Linked DNA regions of Homo sapiens: region 2 is linked to region 1. A link is a loop called in an ENCODE intact Hi-C map of the cell type or tissue named here. Cell type or tissue: mammary epithelial cell. All regions are shown on one strand.

Evidence for each region. A loop is a pair of places that touch in the nucleus more often than their neighbours do. Peaks named below come from ENCODE experiments on the same cell type or tissue, not always from the same donor. Only the 100,000 strongest peaks of a DNase experiment are listed, where the experiment ranks them.
Region 2: a loop joins it to region 1, with 6 times the contacts of the local background. A loop is called at or near these places in 10 of 110 quality-filtered maps.

Annotation. Positions count from the first base shown.
Region 1 is chr2:105,517,811-105,525,810 of GRCh38, reverse strand. All of the region lies in intron 1 of LOC105375311 (a long non-coding RNA gene), which reads right to left. Among named protein-coding and RNA genes, the nearest start is that of LINC02946, 89 kb to the left of the region's middle. In mammary epithelial cell, CTCF peaks have their summits at 4,410 (motif pointing right) and 6,633; a DNase peak (open chromatin) is centred at 3,970; H3K27ac peaks cover 229 bases.
Region 2 is chr2:105,391,983-105,399,982 of GRCh38, reverse strand. It overlaps FHL2 (four and a half LIM domains 2), which reads left to right and starts at 932. Exons shown (of 7, transcript NM_001318895.3): 1 at 932-1,141; 2 at 3,286-3,336. RefSeq lists silencers at 829-958, 979-1,198 and an enhancer at 329-1,151. In mammary epithelial cell, CTCF peaks have their summits at 939 and 1,474; DNase peaks (open chromatin) are centred at 942 and 3,082; H3K4me3 peaks cover 4,651 bases; H3K27ac peaks cover 6,130 bases.

The sequences.
Region 1 (8,000 bases):
TGAATCTGGGTTTTTTTATGGGCTTGTAATGAGGAAGTGCATGCTGATTGGTCCATGTGCAGACATGGGTGGACATGGAAAAAGCACCATTGGATTGTCCGAAAGGCATCAATGAAGTTCTCACTCCAGGTTGTGGGCTCCACCCAGAACTGGCAATAAGGCCCCCAGGCTTCAGGCTGTTCCTGACTTGAAGGTGGGGCGAGGTCCCACTCCTTGCCCAGGAACCTGTCTGCCTCCCACCACCATCAACATGCTGTTAGCGGTACCCATGCTGTCCGTGCTGAGGGGTACCCACAGGCCTGCGACAAGCCACCCTCAGCCCTCCCCACCTCCCTGAGCTCGTTGGCCCCCAAAGTTTAGAGGGGGCCAAAGTGGTGGAAGAGCTGGCATGTCAGTGCCACCCTAAGCACGCACACATGCAGCTTGGGTTGCGACAGCCCCTGGGCTCAGCTATAACTTTGCTCCACACTGGAGTGGGCACCAGGAGTGGGGAGAGGCTGGGGAGTGGGAGCAGGCACCTCTGAGCCTGTAGGGGCAGGGATCTTTCCAGGCTCCTGAGAGCACAGAGATGCCCAGGTCCAGAGCTGCAGCTGGGTGGCTGCAGTTCTGCCTGGGAGCATGGGCTCCTGACCAGCCAACTTGGTAGGATGCGGGGCTCCCTCTGGGATCACCTGTTCCCAGCCCCCACCAACTCCCCAGAGCATGCAGCCCCAGTCACACCTCTCCTGCTGCAGCTGGCCTGCCCGCAGCAGCCACTCCAGATGGGCTGCCACTGCCATCACTATGATTATCCTGGAAAAACTGGAATGCATGATCACCCTACCTGTAGTTACAAATTTTAGGAATTATAGCAAAATTTCACTTTAAGAAATAAAAACAGTAAATTAAATTCACTTTAAGGCCTACTTCTGTTAATTACTTACAAATAATTATTGAGGAAAAAAACTAATGATTTCTCTTTCTCTTTACATGGAGTATGTATAGAAAAATATTTGGGCTGGGCGTGGTGGCTCACGCCTGTAATCCCAGCACTTTGGGAGGCCGAGGCAGGTGGATCACGAGGTCAGGAGATCGAGACCATCCTGGCTAACACGGTGAAACCCCGTCTCCGCAAAAAATACAAAAAATTAGCCGGGCGTGGTGGCGGGCGCTTGTAGTCCCAGCTACTCAGGGAGTCTGAGGCAGGAGAATGGCGTGAACCCGGGAGGCGGAGCTTGCAGTGAGCGGAGATTGTGCCACTGCACTCCAGCCTGGGCGACAGATCGAGACTCTGTCTCCAAAAAAGAAAGAAAAATATTTGGAAAAAATCACTCTACATTGTCATTTGAAGATTTTATACAATGATAAAATAAACAATTTTAAAAGAAATTTGAAAAGTTCGTAAAATAAAATTTAGAGTCTAGATAGGTGAAATGAGCAAAAACATGTTTCATAGGCTAAGGGAAAATTATAAGCAGGCACTGCAAAGATTCCAAAACTGAATATTTATCAGGCAGTAAGCTCTTAATGCTTGAATTGATTCCAGTACTCTGGAATTACAAATTTACCCCTAGTGTCAGAGTATTTAGTAATAAAATTTCACATTGTTGTTTTGTTGGGAGAAAAATATTACACTGTTTATCTACTTTATTTTTTAAAATTTTTTAATTTTTTTTTTTTGAGACGGAGTCTTGCTCTGTCTCCCAGGCCGGAGTGCAGTGGCGCCATCTCAGCTTACTGCAACCTCCGCCTCCCAGGTTCCAGCGATTCTCCTGCCTCGGCCTCCCGAGTAGCTGGAACTACAGGCATGTGCCACCACGCCTGACTAATTTTTGTCATTTTAGTAGAGACAGGGTTTCACCATATTGGCCAGGCTGATCTTGAACTCCTGACCTCTTGATCCACCTGCCTCAGCGTCCCAAAATGCTGGGATTACAGGCATGAGCCACCGCATCCGGCCATCTACTTTATTTTAAAAAATGTTTCAAATAAATATGTCCTCAACAATGTTAATGAAACTCTCTATATTAATAAGGTTTATGGGAAAGGGTTCTAGGTAAAGAAAGGTCAGTAGTAAAGTAAACAACACACAACTTATATGTTCCAGATCTGTTATTTGTTCAACTCTGGCATGTGGCAAACAACTTTGATTATAGAATTTTAGGAGTTGATTTTGTTTCTCAAATTGGGGCCTTCGTACCACCTGGATCAAGGTCATCTGTGGGTTTTATTTTAAAAATGAAGACATGCAGGCGCATCTTGGATCCTTCTGTGATCTGCCCTCCAGCTGATTATTATTCCTACTGAAGTTTGGGCTCTGCTGTGATACTAGTGATGAATGAAGCACCAAGATTTGGAATGAACTCAGTAGGGGTGAGCTGGAGCCACAGTGAAGAAAGATGTAGAATCTTGTCTGGGCAACAGTGCTTAGACCATCACATAGTTCTCTTGTCTCCCTTCAACTCTCCTCTTTTTTTTTTTTTTAGACAGGGTCTCATTTTCTCTGCCCAGATTGGAGTGCAGTGGTGCGATCTTGGCTCACTACAACCTCCGCCTCCCAGGCTCAACTGAGTCTCCTGCCTCAGCCTCCCTAGTAGCTGGGATTACAGGTGCACACCACCACGCCTGGCTGATTTTTTTGTATTTTTGGTAGAGACGGGGTTTTGCCATGTTGGCCAGGCTGGTCTTGAACTCCTGATCTCAAACGATCCACCCGCCTCGGCCTCCCAAAGTGCTGGAATGATAGGCATGAGCCACTGTGCCCGGCCTCCCCTTAGTTTTTATTCTTTTGGCCTCTTCCTTGAGTTTGTCCCATGAGAGTTCCCTGCCAATTTGACCTGTTGACTTTCTGCTCTACTTTTACGGTCTGCTGCTGCATCTGGAGGCCACCTGTTTGCAGTGAAACCCATCTCTGCCTTGTAGCTTCAGGTTTCTGCAACCGGGTTTCTGGTCACCTTGACCCAGATTCCTGGCCAGCTTCCACAGCAGGCAGTAATGCCATACTGAGCAGAAATTTAAACACTGTGTGTTGCAAGCTAAAAAAGTACAATCCATGAGGTCAGTTAGGCTTGACGAAAGTATTGTTTAACCCTGAGGTTATCGCTGTTATCTATTACAGAGAAAGTAAGCTAATTAATGCTCATAATGAGTGGTATTGTTTGAATGTGTCCCTAAATGTTTTCTTGGTTTTTCGTTTTGTTTTGTTTTGAGACAGAGTTTTGCTCTTGTTGCCCAGGCTGGAGTGCAATGGTGCAATCTCGGCTCACTGTAACCTCCACCTCCCAGGTTCACGAAATTCTCCTGCCTCAGCCTCCCGAGTAGCTGGGATTACAGGCATGCGTCACCACACCCGGCTAATTTTGTATTTTTAGTAGAGATGGGGTTCCTCCATATTGGTCAGGCTGATCTTGAACTCCTGACCTCAGGTGATCCACCCGCCTCGGCCTCCCAAAGTGCTGGGATTACAGGCGTAAGAGAAGGCGTAAGTCTTCTTCTTCTTCTTTTTTTTTTTTTTTTTTTTTTTTTGAGGCAGAGTCTTGTTCTCTGGAGACTGGAGAGCAGTGGCACAGTCTTGGCTCACTGCAGCCTCTGTCTCATGGGTTCAAGCAATTCTCCTGCCTCAGCCTCCTGAGTAGCTGGGACTACAGGCACCCAGCACCATGCCCAGCTAATTTTTTTTTTTTAATAGAGACAGGGTTTCACCACGTTGGCCAGGATGGTCTCAAACTCCTGACCTCAAGTGATCTGTCTGCCTCGGACTCCCAAAATGCTGGGATTACAGGCGTGAGTCACCGCGCTTGGCTGTGTCCCCTAAATTTTATGTGTTGGAAACTTAATCTCCGAATTCATATGTTGATGGAATTTGAAGATGGTATCTTTTAGCATTAAAGGGAAATATTAGTAGATAAGGTCATCAGGGTGCATCCCCATGAAGGGACTTGTGGCTTTATAGGAAGAGAAAGAGAGTCTTGTGCTGACATGCACGCTTGCCCTGTCTTGCCATGGGATGCCTCCCGCATGTCATGAGACAGCAGAAAGGCCCTCGCCAGATGCTGGTGCCATGCTCTCGGACCTTCCAACCTCCAGAACCATGAGCTAAAGAAACTTCTTTTCCTTATAAGCTACCCAGCCTGTGGTATTCTGGTATAGCAACAGAGAATGGACCAATACAGTCAGCACGCTGCATCATCAAGGAAAGATGTAATTGGGTTCATTATCTCTCACTTAATAAGGCAGTAAATTAGTAATTATTTTAGAAATATTCCCATAAACAATTTAAAATATATGTACATCAAGCTTTAGTTACCCAAGGAGGGAGAGGGGGAACACTCGCTCAAAATTCTCACCACATCATGATAATCAATGATAAATAAGGAATAACTGGAATAGCCACTATGCTTTGTTTGAAGAAAGAAGTTGTAATAATCTGTTTTTACACCAGATGGCAGAGTTGGTTTTCCTTTGGTTTTTTTTTTTTTTGTTTGTTTGTTTTTTTAAAGACTCCAAAATAGCTGCCTATTTTATATAACCAGCTTTTACTTGTTGGTTCCCATCAGGTCAATATAATTTGTTTAATACCTTTTCACATAAGGACATAGCACAATGAAAGGCTTACTTTACCCTAAGCCTTTTAGGGGGAAACAGAATAGCAGATGGTCTAGAGAGTATGATTCAGCTAGATTATACCTACTTTGCCAAAGGAATTATGCATTTAAATAATACCTGTGGTTGCCTTCAAACTAACACAAGTTTTCATAATTTTTATATACAATTATAAAACCTATTGGCTTATCATTCCAATAGTTTCTGAAACATCAACTATACTGCTTGCAAATGCATTTTTTGAAATTTATGTCTACTACTAACAATCATAAGAAATGAATTTGTATTCTTCTTATTGTGTGTGTTATCTTGTTTTCATTTTACTTTTTTCCCTACTAAACTTGAGGAGCAAAGCAAAAATACTAAGAGATTCTTTTTCAATAACTAGTGTAATAAACATTCAATATGCTAATTATCATAAGATAGACCTCTCTCGTTCTCACAACAAATAACTGTACAGAAGATGCAAATGTCCATGTACCTTATACTTCCACGCAAATTGCAGAATTTATCCCTAAATTTTAAAAGTGTAAGTATGGCTACATTTTGGAACCGTGGAATGTCTTAGTTCATATGTCCTACATTGCCCATTATACTATTTGTGAACTTGCCTTAGCATTAATCTCAAATATAAACTGCTTGGAACTTAGAGGTTAATGTTGCTCTCCTGGTCCCCCTGAGGTGCCCAGCTGTATTATGGCATAGATACCTGACACAGCTGTGGCAAGAATGAGTGCACAAATGGATAGGGTAAGAGAATAGGGGATATCGGTTTGTTGCATTATAGATTCCAGAAATACTTAAATTTCATCACACATACTTAACCGTTCTGTTCTTACTTATCCCATATCCTAGATGAGGCCATTTGAACCCAGAGGTCCATGCCTGGCACATGGTCAGAACTAAATATATGTTAATGCCCTTCTGGTCTCTTTTTTTCCTAAAGACTAGATGACTCTGTGACTAGAACCCTTGAGAACACTCAAAGTCAGAGGATATAAATAAGCATATAGTAATGTGTGTCTACATTACTAAAAAACAACTGAAAATCTAATCTCACCCAAACTGAAACCAATTTGGCTAAAACAAGTAAGAAATATCTTGAAGGGGCAGCGCTCCCTGCTAGTTGTTCCAGTGCAAGTTCTTGATTGTCAGTTAGAAATAAAAAATTTTAAGCTGGGTATGGTGCTCATACCTGTAATCCCAGTGCTTTGGGAGGCTGAGGTTGGAGGATTGCTTGAGGTCAGCCTGGGCAACATAGCAAGACCCCATCTCTTAAAAAAAATTTATTTTTAAGTCAGCCAGGTGTGATGGTGCATGCCAGCTCCTCAGAGGTCAAGGCAGAGGGTCACTTCAGCCCAGAAATTTGAGGCTACAGTGAGCTATGATCATGCCACTGTACTCTAGCTCTAGTAGAGCAAGACTCTGTCCCCCCAAGAATTTTTATTTAAAGACAAACTGAAGTTTAGTAATAGCCTATGGTTTGAGTGCATGATATCTTCCAGTAAGTGGCGGTGTGGGGTTTAGCATCCTTCTTTTCTGTGATATTTAAACTAATTTATTCTTTGTATTTAATAAATGTTGAGTAACTACTTTGTCCAGAAAGTTTTTTATAGATACGGAAGAAAGGGAACCTGCGGTCTGTGAAGGGCAAAAGGCTAAATTGGGCTTCCATTTGTGCTATTTTCATGTATTAATTTAATATTTACTGAGTATAATAATAGTAGTCAATCTTTATTAGCTTTTACTTACTGTGAGCCAAACATTATTCTAAGCACCTCATCTATATTAACTAATTTAATTTTTATAAAAACCTTAGGAACAAAATGCTACTTTTAGCTGATTGTGCAAATGAGGATCCTGAGCACAGAGTTGAAGGGCCTGCCCAGAGCCACCCAGGCAGCAGGTGGCTGAGACAGCCCTGCCTGCATGGAGTTCAGCACTTACAGATTCCCAGGCTTGCAGAGGTCCAATAAATACTGGTTAGGAGCTCCTAGCATACATGCAAACTGATCAATGATAGCGCTATGCAGTGGAGAATGAACACCATGCCAAGAGGGCCCAGATGAGGGAGCAAGTGTGTCTCCCCAGGGGATGAGGCAGACCTTCCCCAGAGAGGTCACACTTACACAAGGCGTTAGAGGAGAAGCATGGTCCCTGGAAGATGCAGCAGCACACGTGCACAGACACAAGTGTGGGCTGCCTGGGAGCTGTCAAGGGGGTCAAATAGCCTGTGTGCATTGATGGGTGTTGGGGGCTGAGCTGGAGCTGCGGCCCCCGGTGTGTGAAGGGTTCCCCTCCTGGCCTAGGCTAAGGGTTCGGCATTCATCTTGCAGAGCCAAGGATGAGTTTAGCAGGGAATTAACTCCACCTGACTTTGGTGTGGATGACAAAGTGCAGTGCGGTGGGAAATGAGCTAATGTGGAGGACATCTGGGTCTTTGGACTCCTGGGGAAGCAGATCAGGGAGGCCAGATGTAGGCCTGACTCTGTCCATCAGCTGAGTGGCCTTCGTGAGAGGTGACTTCCTTGGTTGTGACCTGGGGATTAACAAACCAAACTCCCAAGTTTGTTGGGAGGATTGGATGAGGACAGTGCTTGCTCAGCACCTCTTATAAAGGAAACGCTCATCAACATTGGAGCTGGTCCCAGCCATGGACCCTTCCTAGCCCTGCCCCACCCCGCCTGCAGACCATGGCAGTCAGGCAGTGATGATACCGAGACAGACATCACTGAACACCTAGGCTGAGCCCCTGGCCGGCCAGCACCCCGGGAAGCAGGTCCAATGCAGGTGCAAACATGTTTCCTGTGAGGACTATGGTCCAGAGAGGCCAGGCCACCTCACCAGGTCACACATGTGTCATCAGGGGGCTGGGGTTCAAACCCAGTTCTGTTTGGCTGATTCTAAATCCCCACTGGCCCTCTCTATGCAAGTACATATAATACCTCTTGAGAGCCCATCAGTGCAGAAGGGATTCTGACTCTCTTTTCCCTCACATGCCTGCTTGGGACACATGGGCATGGCAGGACAAGAGGACCCCATCTAGAGCCGAAACTGCAGCCTCTGGGTGCACTCTTGTTGGTAAGTGTTCTGGGCATGCTGCCTATGGAGCCATGGCCTCCAAGCCTTTAGATGTCACCAGCTGGAAGCGGCTAACAGCAAGTCCCCTGGGACGTTCTCAAACCCACAGGCATTCTGCAAAGGGCAAGGGGTCAGTATAGAAGGCAGCATGGCAAGGGCTGAAAACCTGGCTGGGAGCCCCAGGCACTGGTCCCACATGCTCCTGGTCCTCTGGCCAGCCAAGTCCCTGGGTGCCTGCCAGAGTTCTGTAGCACAAATACCAGGGAGCTGGGGCCTGTGCCCTCAAAGGCAGCATTAAGTTATCAGAGAAAAATATACATACATACATAATACACATA
Region 2 (8,000 bases), 130 kb after region 1:
CAATCACGGAGTTCTTCCCGCCTTCTCTGGAGGATGTATTCCTATGAGCTGCCCCGAATGTTAAAAATAATACACCTGCCCCCAAAGTGCCGAGGACGCCTTTGTGGTCCACCTACTCATCGTCCACCGGTTTCTGCAAGTGGACCGGTTACCTGCTCAGGAGCAAATGTTTCCATCACGACGCACCCTCTCCCAGGGATGGGCTCAACCTGTGCTCTCCCTGCGACAATGCTGAACAGTGCCATCTGTCCCTACCCAGCGTCAGCGTCACGCAGAGGGCCCGGGCTTGGAATGTGGGAGGCACGCTCCCAGCTCACTTTGGTTTTCCCGCCCTGGAGGGGAATCCAAGATGTCTAACTAGTCTTCTGGCCCCGAGAGGGAGAGGTGGGGATAGGACCTTCCTTTAGTCCCCTCCGTAGTGGAACGAAGGATTCTTTATGGTCATCTGTGGTGTTCATTTCGTAAAGAAGCATCTGCAGGGTAAGAAGGAAAAACGTCCACCTTGCAAATATATCCCAGGCACATGCCTCCTGAGAAGTGACCCCCTCCTCCCTCCGCCTCCCCCGGCACGTCCTGGGGCTTCTCCAGTCTCCCGCTCCTGGGACCAGGCAGAGATCCCGGCGTGGGCAGACCCCTGCCACCGCGCCCAGGCCTCGTCCGAAACTCGCGCCCGAGAGCCCACGCCGGAGGCGACGCTCCCGATAACTACTGTGCTCCCAAGACCCGGAGGGCACGAAGAAAGGAGCCCTGGCAAACAAAGGGTACGGGCCGGGACCGCCGCAGCCCGGGGCGGGGGCACGGCAACCGCGAGGCCTGGGGGCGCCCGCCCCCCGCGCCCCACGCCCGGTGCCAGCGAGCCGAGGCGTGCATCTCCTTATATGGTCAAATGACACGGCGGGGTTTCTCGAGGGCGGGAGCTGCGCAGCGCTCCACTCGGCCGGCAGCGGAGCCGCAGCCACCAGCCGCCCGCGCCCTCCAGCCCCGTCCGGGAGTCCCCGGCCCGCTGCGGTGCCGTGAGTACCTCCAACCCCCTGCGCCCCGGAGGGAGGCCGAGGGGCTTAGCCACCAGGGCTCGGAAGTGGGGGCCGAATCCGGTGCGAGACCCAAGGAGAGGGGAGCAGAGCCGGAGTTGGGGAGACTGGTGAGAGGAGAGCAGAGCTGTGGGTCCGGGAAGACCACTGGGAGAGGGGACCCGAACCGTGCGGGGAGAAGCCGGGAGAAAGGAGTTGAGCTGTGGGGTAGACCCGGGAGAGGAGAGCCGAACCCTGGGGGTTGGGGGTGGGGAGACCACGGGGAGAGGGGAGCGGAGCAATGGGAGGGGTCTAGACCCTGGGGGCGCTGGAGCTCAGAGGAGCCCACCGACTCATCCCCAGAGGGAGGACTGCAGCCCGCGTCCTCACCAGGTGGGGCACCGCCATGCGGGCAGGGACCGGGCGAGCCTGGGTAAAGGCTGGCCGCGGGTCCCAGCCGGCGGCTGCGGGGAGGTGACGCTGTCCGCCTGCTTCCAGGCCCGACTCCCGAGCGGGCTGTCCTGGCACGGTGGTCTGCGCGGGGGAGTCCGGGCCATTTCCCTTTAGTAGAAATAAGTGGAGTTTGCAGTGTGACCTCGCTCCTTGACTCAGGTAGACATTTAATAACTGAACCATTCGGTTAAAACAAAAATGGCTTATTTTAAATGAAAAGATTCTAAGTTTTTCTTAAGTCGCACTCGTGTGATATCTTAGCATACCAGAAATAGAGGGAAGAAAATATTGAGTGTTTTTCTGATTTTAAATGAATCAGTCATATTTATTTTCATATCCTCAGTCGGGTTTTAACTGGAAGTAGGCTAATCCGGTTAGCTGAAATGTGTAGCTGGCTTGCAAGCAGCAGTGTACTTAGACATCACTGAACTTAAGGCCCGCACTCCCTTCCACATATTTTGGAAGGTAATAAATCACAATTTGGGTTTAGAATCAGGAGAACTGTCTTCAAAACACAACTCCCAATACATCTCACATTTTTGGTGCTGACTCTACTAATGAGTGTTTTATAATAATATATTAAAGAAAAGAGGTTTTGCACTATCCTGAAGATGTTTTAGACAAAAAAAAACAAAAAACAAAAAAACAAAAACCATTTGCATCAAGTCTTAGAAGTACAGGAATTCCTAGTCTATCAATTAAACTTTAATAAAACCAAACTCAAAGAACATTTCATTGTGCATTTATATAAAATTTTGTCAAGTGTTACTGGATTTAGATCACCCCCCAGTTTAGAAGATCATCAGTTAATACACAGAATTGTGTTTCCACGGTGTTTATTAGCCTGCCATGGTTTAAAATGCGTTTACACCATAACATGTCGATGAAGGCTAATGATGGGCTTACTACAGACCAGAAACTGTTCTGGGCACATAGGTTCTGTCTCATTTTAGCTCACCGTCTCACAAATAGCCACAGGCAGATGCAGTAGGCTAGGGGATGCCGGGGACTGCATGTAGGCTGCCTAAATTTACATCCGGGTCCCTCAACCTGTGCAGCCTGGGCCAAGTCACTTAATCTCGTAGTGTCTCGGTTTTCTCCACTGGGAAACAGGGACAATGATGTTGTCTTTTTGTTAGGGTTGTTAAGAAGCCTGGACATCATAGACAGTGTATACATATTTGATAGCCTCATTTTTACAGGTAAAGACACTGAAAACAGAGATCAAAGTAACTTTAACTCAGGGTTTCCCGGGCTGTAAATGGTAGCCCTGAGATCTGACCCCAGGCAGCTTAACTGGAGAACCTGAGTTCTAACCACTAAACGCACCACGGGAGGAACATTTGAATATTTATTTATTTTTTTTAACATTTGAATATTTCTATGAGGCCTTATGATGCATACTTTGACCCAAGATTGCGTGTTAAACCATTTCCAGTACTGAAAGATATTTAAATTGCAGTCAAAAACGCCCAATAGAATATTGCCAAAAAAAAAAAAAAAAAAAAACAGACTAGATATCAGGAGTAGTTTACTCCTGTCCTGTGCCGAGGGCCAGTTACTCAGCCTCAGTGACTCAGGCAGCCTCCTTTGTCAGCACCGGGCCTGAGTCGCTAAGCGGCTCTCTGACTCAGATGCCCTGAGGTACAAAGTTCCTTGAGCTTGGGTGAATGGAAACATTAGACATTGGGTTCTTCTGTGCGGTTTTATTATGAGAATTTGATCAAAGCCACATTTATTAAGTGTCCATCTCAAGTTGCATTATACTGAGTTCGCTTCCTCAAGATGACCATCTGAAACAAAACACGTGTGCTTTCTCTAGTGGCTGAGAACTGTGTCTTCCTGGAGACTAGGCTGGCATTTTGACTTTGGGGTGAGTCAAGTGAATTTCCTCTGTTATCCTAAATTGTGGATTTCAGTTTTAGCTACTGTGATGGTTACTTTCATGTGTCAACTTGACTGGGCCATGCGGTGCCCAAACATTCAGTCATATGTTCTGGGTGTGTCTGGGAGGGTGTTTTTGGATGAGATTGACATATGAATGGGTAGACTGAGTAAAGCAGGCTGCTCTCCATAATGTGAGTGGGCCTTGTCCAAACAGTTGAAGGCCTGAATAGAACAAAAAAACTGAGTAAGAGGGAAGCCCCCCTGCCGGACTGCTTGAGCTGGGACATTGGTCCTTTCCGCCTTTGGACTCACACTGAAACATCGGCTCTTCTTGGGTCTATAGAGTCTCCTCTTTTCAGACTGCAATTTGCACCATCGGCTCTCCTGGGTCTCCAGCCTACTGACTGCAGGTCTTGGGACTTTTTCACCTTCGTAATTGTGTGAGCTAAATCATTGCGATAAATCTCTCTATGTACATCTCTTGTTGGTTCTATTTTTCTAGAAAACCCTGACTATTACAGCTCTCTGGTAACATCTATTTAAAAAGTCTCCCCACCAACTGTCATTCTCCCTTTTTTTAAGATTTGATCACTACTTTGCTCCTGGGAGTCTTGGCTTTCCTCTTGCTGTAAAACATGCTCTCTGCATGGGGATGTCACGAGGGGTCTGGAGCAGCGTCTGGTCTCCCAGGTCCATCCCAGTGCTCGTGGGTGGTGTCTTGCCTGGTGTGAACTTAGACTTCACACTCATCCTCAGCCTTCGGTGGCCCACGCCTTTACTAGCCTGATTCTGTCTGCGGCTTCAAGATCCTCCCGTCATATGGTCTTGAGTGAGATGTGGGATGTCTGTGGCAGAAGCAGCTGCCCTGTTTTCATGGGTGAACAGAATTAATGCCAGAATGTCCTTGCAGTATGTAAATATGGAGCTTGTCAGTCAACAAGGAAATAGACCTGTCTGCTTGGGTTAATACAACTTTTGGAGTCACTAAGAAGCAGGCAGTCAATGAAGGAAGCAGAAGGAACTGTGCAAGCCTCTCGGGACAGAGTCCTGTTGCAGTGCGCCAGAGAAACCCCACAGAGTGGCAGGACTGCAGTGAGAAGGAGGTGGCCAGTCATTCATGGAAGCTGCTGGATGCCAAGAGAAAGGCCAGCATGGGGGTGGGGGTCATAGGCACCTCAGATAGCTGGGAGAGTGAACAGTGAGCCGCACTTGGGAGGTGAGAGGAGACCCCTGCCATGAAGAAGAGTGGGTGGTTTTCGTTTTGTAGGTGTAGAAGTGTTCGTAACTCACTCAGGGAAGGCATGGTAGAGCCATAGCATGCAGGATGGAGTCTCCCTTGGTCCCCACACTGGTGTGATTGACGGACCCGAGGCCACCCGCCATTCTAGCGTGTGCAGCTATGGTTGTCCTGCATGGCTGCAATTGATGTGTTTTGAGATTAAATGACAAGATGGGATCTTAAAGGTGATTTAAATTATTTGGAGCTAGAACTAGACTGGAACTCCTTCATAGACTGTGTGTTTTATCTCAGCTTCCCAGTGCCTCACGTAGCACATGGAAAACAGTGGTTACTCAACACATTCTTGTCGGCTGGGTTCAAAAGGCTGAACGACATCAAAACAAGTGTAACTCCTCTTGTAGTCATGGACTTCAGATCAGAAATTTGATATTTATTGTTTTCCCTTTATTTTTAGTATTCAATATTCAAAAGATAATTCAGAAGACAGCAGTTTACCTTATTCAAACATTGCCTCATGCAGAACCACCAGAGATGAAGATGTTTATTTATTTTTTTTAAGTTGGAAGTTACCAGTTTATGTAAACTATAATACACCTCTGACACCTGTCTGTACATGCATTTAGTAAAGGCTTATTAAATTAATCTGTAAATATATTATACAGTGGTAAGCATAGTCAATTTTATACCTTACAAACTAAGATTGTTTAAAATCCAACAATTTAAAAATAGATTTCAAGTGGATGCTAGATACTTTTTTTCTTTCTTTCTTTTTTCTCTTTCTTTCTTTCTTTCCTTCTTTTCTTTTTTTTTTCCCAGGGTCTCATTCTGTTGCTCAGGCTGGAGTGCAGTAGCTTTTCACAGGTGCCATCATAGCTCACTAAAGCCTCAAACCCCTGGGCTCAAGCAGTCCTCCTGCCTCAGTCTCCCAGGTAGCTAGGACTGTAGGCACACATCACCATATCCAACTGATATAAATTTTTTTTTTTTTTTAGAGACCGGGTCTTACACTGTGGTCCAGGCTGGAGTATAGTGGCAGCACTACAGCTCACTGCAGCCTCGAACTCTTGGGCTCAAGAGATCCTCTCTCTTTAGGGACTCCAAGGCTTGATCCATTATTCTAGTTTATAAAACAGCAACTTTCCTTGACATGATGGCCCTCTCCGTTTTATCAGAATTTCTGTTTAAAACAACCCGTTTAGCTAGACAAATGAAGAGTGTTGGGGGTGAGCGGTTTTTGTGTGTAGATACTCCCATCCGTAGGAAAATAAAATGGTGCGGGGTATTCTCTGAGCACATTTCCAGGTGTGAGAGTCCCGTGCCTTTGAATGGAGGATCTTTGATTATAGGCATCACATGTCTGTAGAACATCAGGGCCTTCTGCTGACACCTGGAGCCCGTGTTGGGGATCTGTGCGTTCTTCCCAAAGTGGGCACGACTCCCAGCTGGCTTTTTGCTTCTTGACCTGGCCAGGCTGCATCCTGGACTGTGCAGCTGTGTGTTCACATGGGATTGGAGTCCAAACACAATAAGAAGAGTTATATCCGCTGCGGAAGCAGCAGCTTATCTGGAAGGAGGGACGAGGGCAGCGATGGAAGCTCATGATGTCATATGCCAAACCACATTACATGTTGGGTTTGCTATGCAGAGTGGATTGTTCACATAATATGTTTCTAATTTTTCATGCTTGATTTTTGCCTGTATGTTTGTACTCTGACATGTTTGTATTCATCCACCCGTCAATTCATTTGTTCATCCATTCCACAAGTATTCACAAAGCCCCTGGTCCTGTGTGTGTTCCCTGCTGGTGAGGTCTCAGCGACAGGTAGTGGGCACCCTTCCCAATGCTTACGGTTGGTAGAAGACGGGGCAATTGCATGAAAACACTGCACTTTTATAATGTATTTTTTAAAAGAGCCCACATAGACCAGTTTTCCTAATTGTCTCTGGAAAGCTCTGGTTGATTATTGATAAGTAATTGAATATCCCTTGCGGATCCCCGGTGACATCTAAAGATACAGGGACTGACTTACCGAAGCTGCTTTTGCATGTGTTGAAGGGCTGCATGCAGGAAGGGCTTGGGGACGTTCACAGATTTCTCCTTAGGAAATGGCTATGTTAGAGGAGCCTCCTGCAGCAGGGTTGATAGGGAGAAGCACTTGGGGTTTCAAAGGGGGAGGAGAAAATGGGCCCATTGGGGTCAGATCAAAGTAGGTAGTCAATAAAAGGTGCATTGAAAAGGATGCTTAAATAGACTTCTTTTGCTAATCTGACCTCTTCAGGCTTTACCTGTAGGGATCTGCCAGGCTCCTGGAACTCCAAGGCCTGAGCCAGCAAGCCAAGGGAGGCTGTCTGTCATGGCAGCCCCTCCTTTGATCGAAATCTTTCTGGTTAAAAAAAAAAAAAAAATTAGCTGGGTGCGGTGATGCACGCCTGTAATACCAGCTACTTGGGAGGCTGAGACAGGAGAATTGCTTGAACCTAGGATGTGGAGGCTGAAGTGAGCCAAGATAGGGCCAGTGCACTCCAGCCTGGGTGATAGAGTGACACTGTCTCAAGAAAAAAAAAAAAAAAAAAAAAAAAGCTTCCTGGCATGCAGGGTCCTTGCCTCTCTTCTGCCTCATTTCATTTACCCTCCTCCTTCCTTTTTTTGTCCTGTCACCACCCTTCTCCCCTTCTCTTTACTCTTTCTGTTTCCTTTTCCCTTTATTTTCCTCCAGCTTTGATACTTTCCCCACTCATACTTTGTTTTACAGTTTTTGAATCTGAAAATTTAAAAATAGATCACACTGATGAGCTTGTGAACTTTTAAAATTAGTATGAATTGTGAGTAGTAGAGTGCATTGTTGCTCCCTGGCCCTCTGAACCTTTATTCTTACATCCTTTTTATTTCTTTTTCTTTTTTTTCTTTGGAGACATGGTCTGTGTCACCATGAGGCTGTTTCCTTGAGGCTGGAGAGCAGTGATGCTATCATGGCTCACTGCAGCCTCGACCTCCTGGGCTCAAGATCCTCCCACCTCAGCCTCCTGAGTAGTAGGGACTACAAATGCATGCCACCACACCCGGCAAATTTTTTGTGTTTTTTGTAGAGATGGGGTTTCTCCATGTTGCCCAGGCTGGTCTTGAACTACAGGGCTCAAACGATATGTCTGCCTCGGTCTCCCAAAGTACTGGGACTACAGGCATGAGCCTCTGTACCCGACCTATTCTTACATCTGAGTCAAAGCTGGGCTAGCGAGAGACTCAGAGATCAAAGCCTTCCCTGGGCCATCCCCAGACCTCCGAGCTGCACCTGGCACCTGCCTCACCCATTGCAGTTCCCTTGGCCTGGAGTCAAGCCTGTACCCTAAGATCCAGCTTTTTCAAATACCCTATTCAGGGCCGAAGGGGTAATGACATCATGGAATGATTT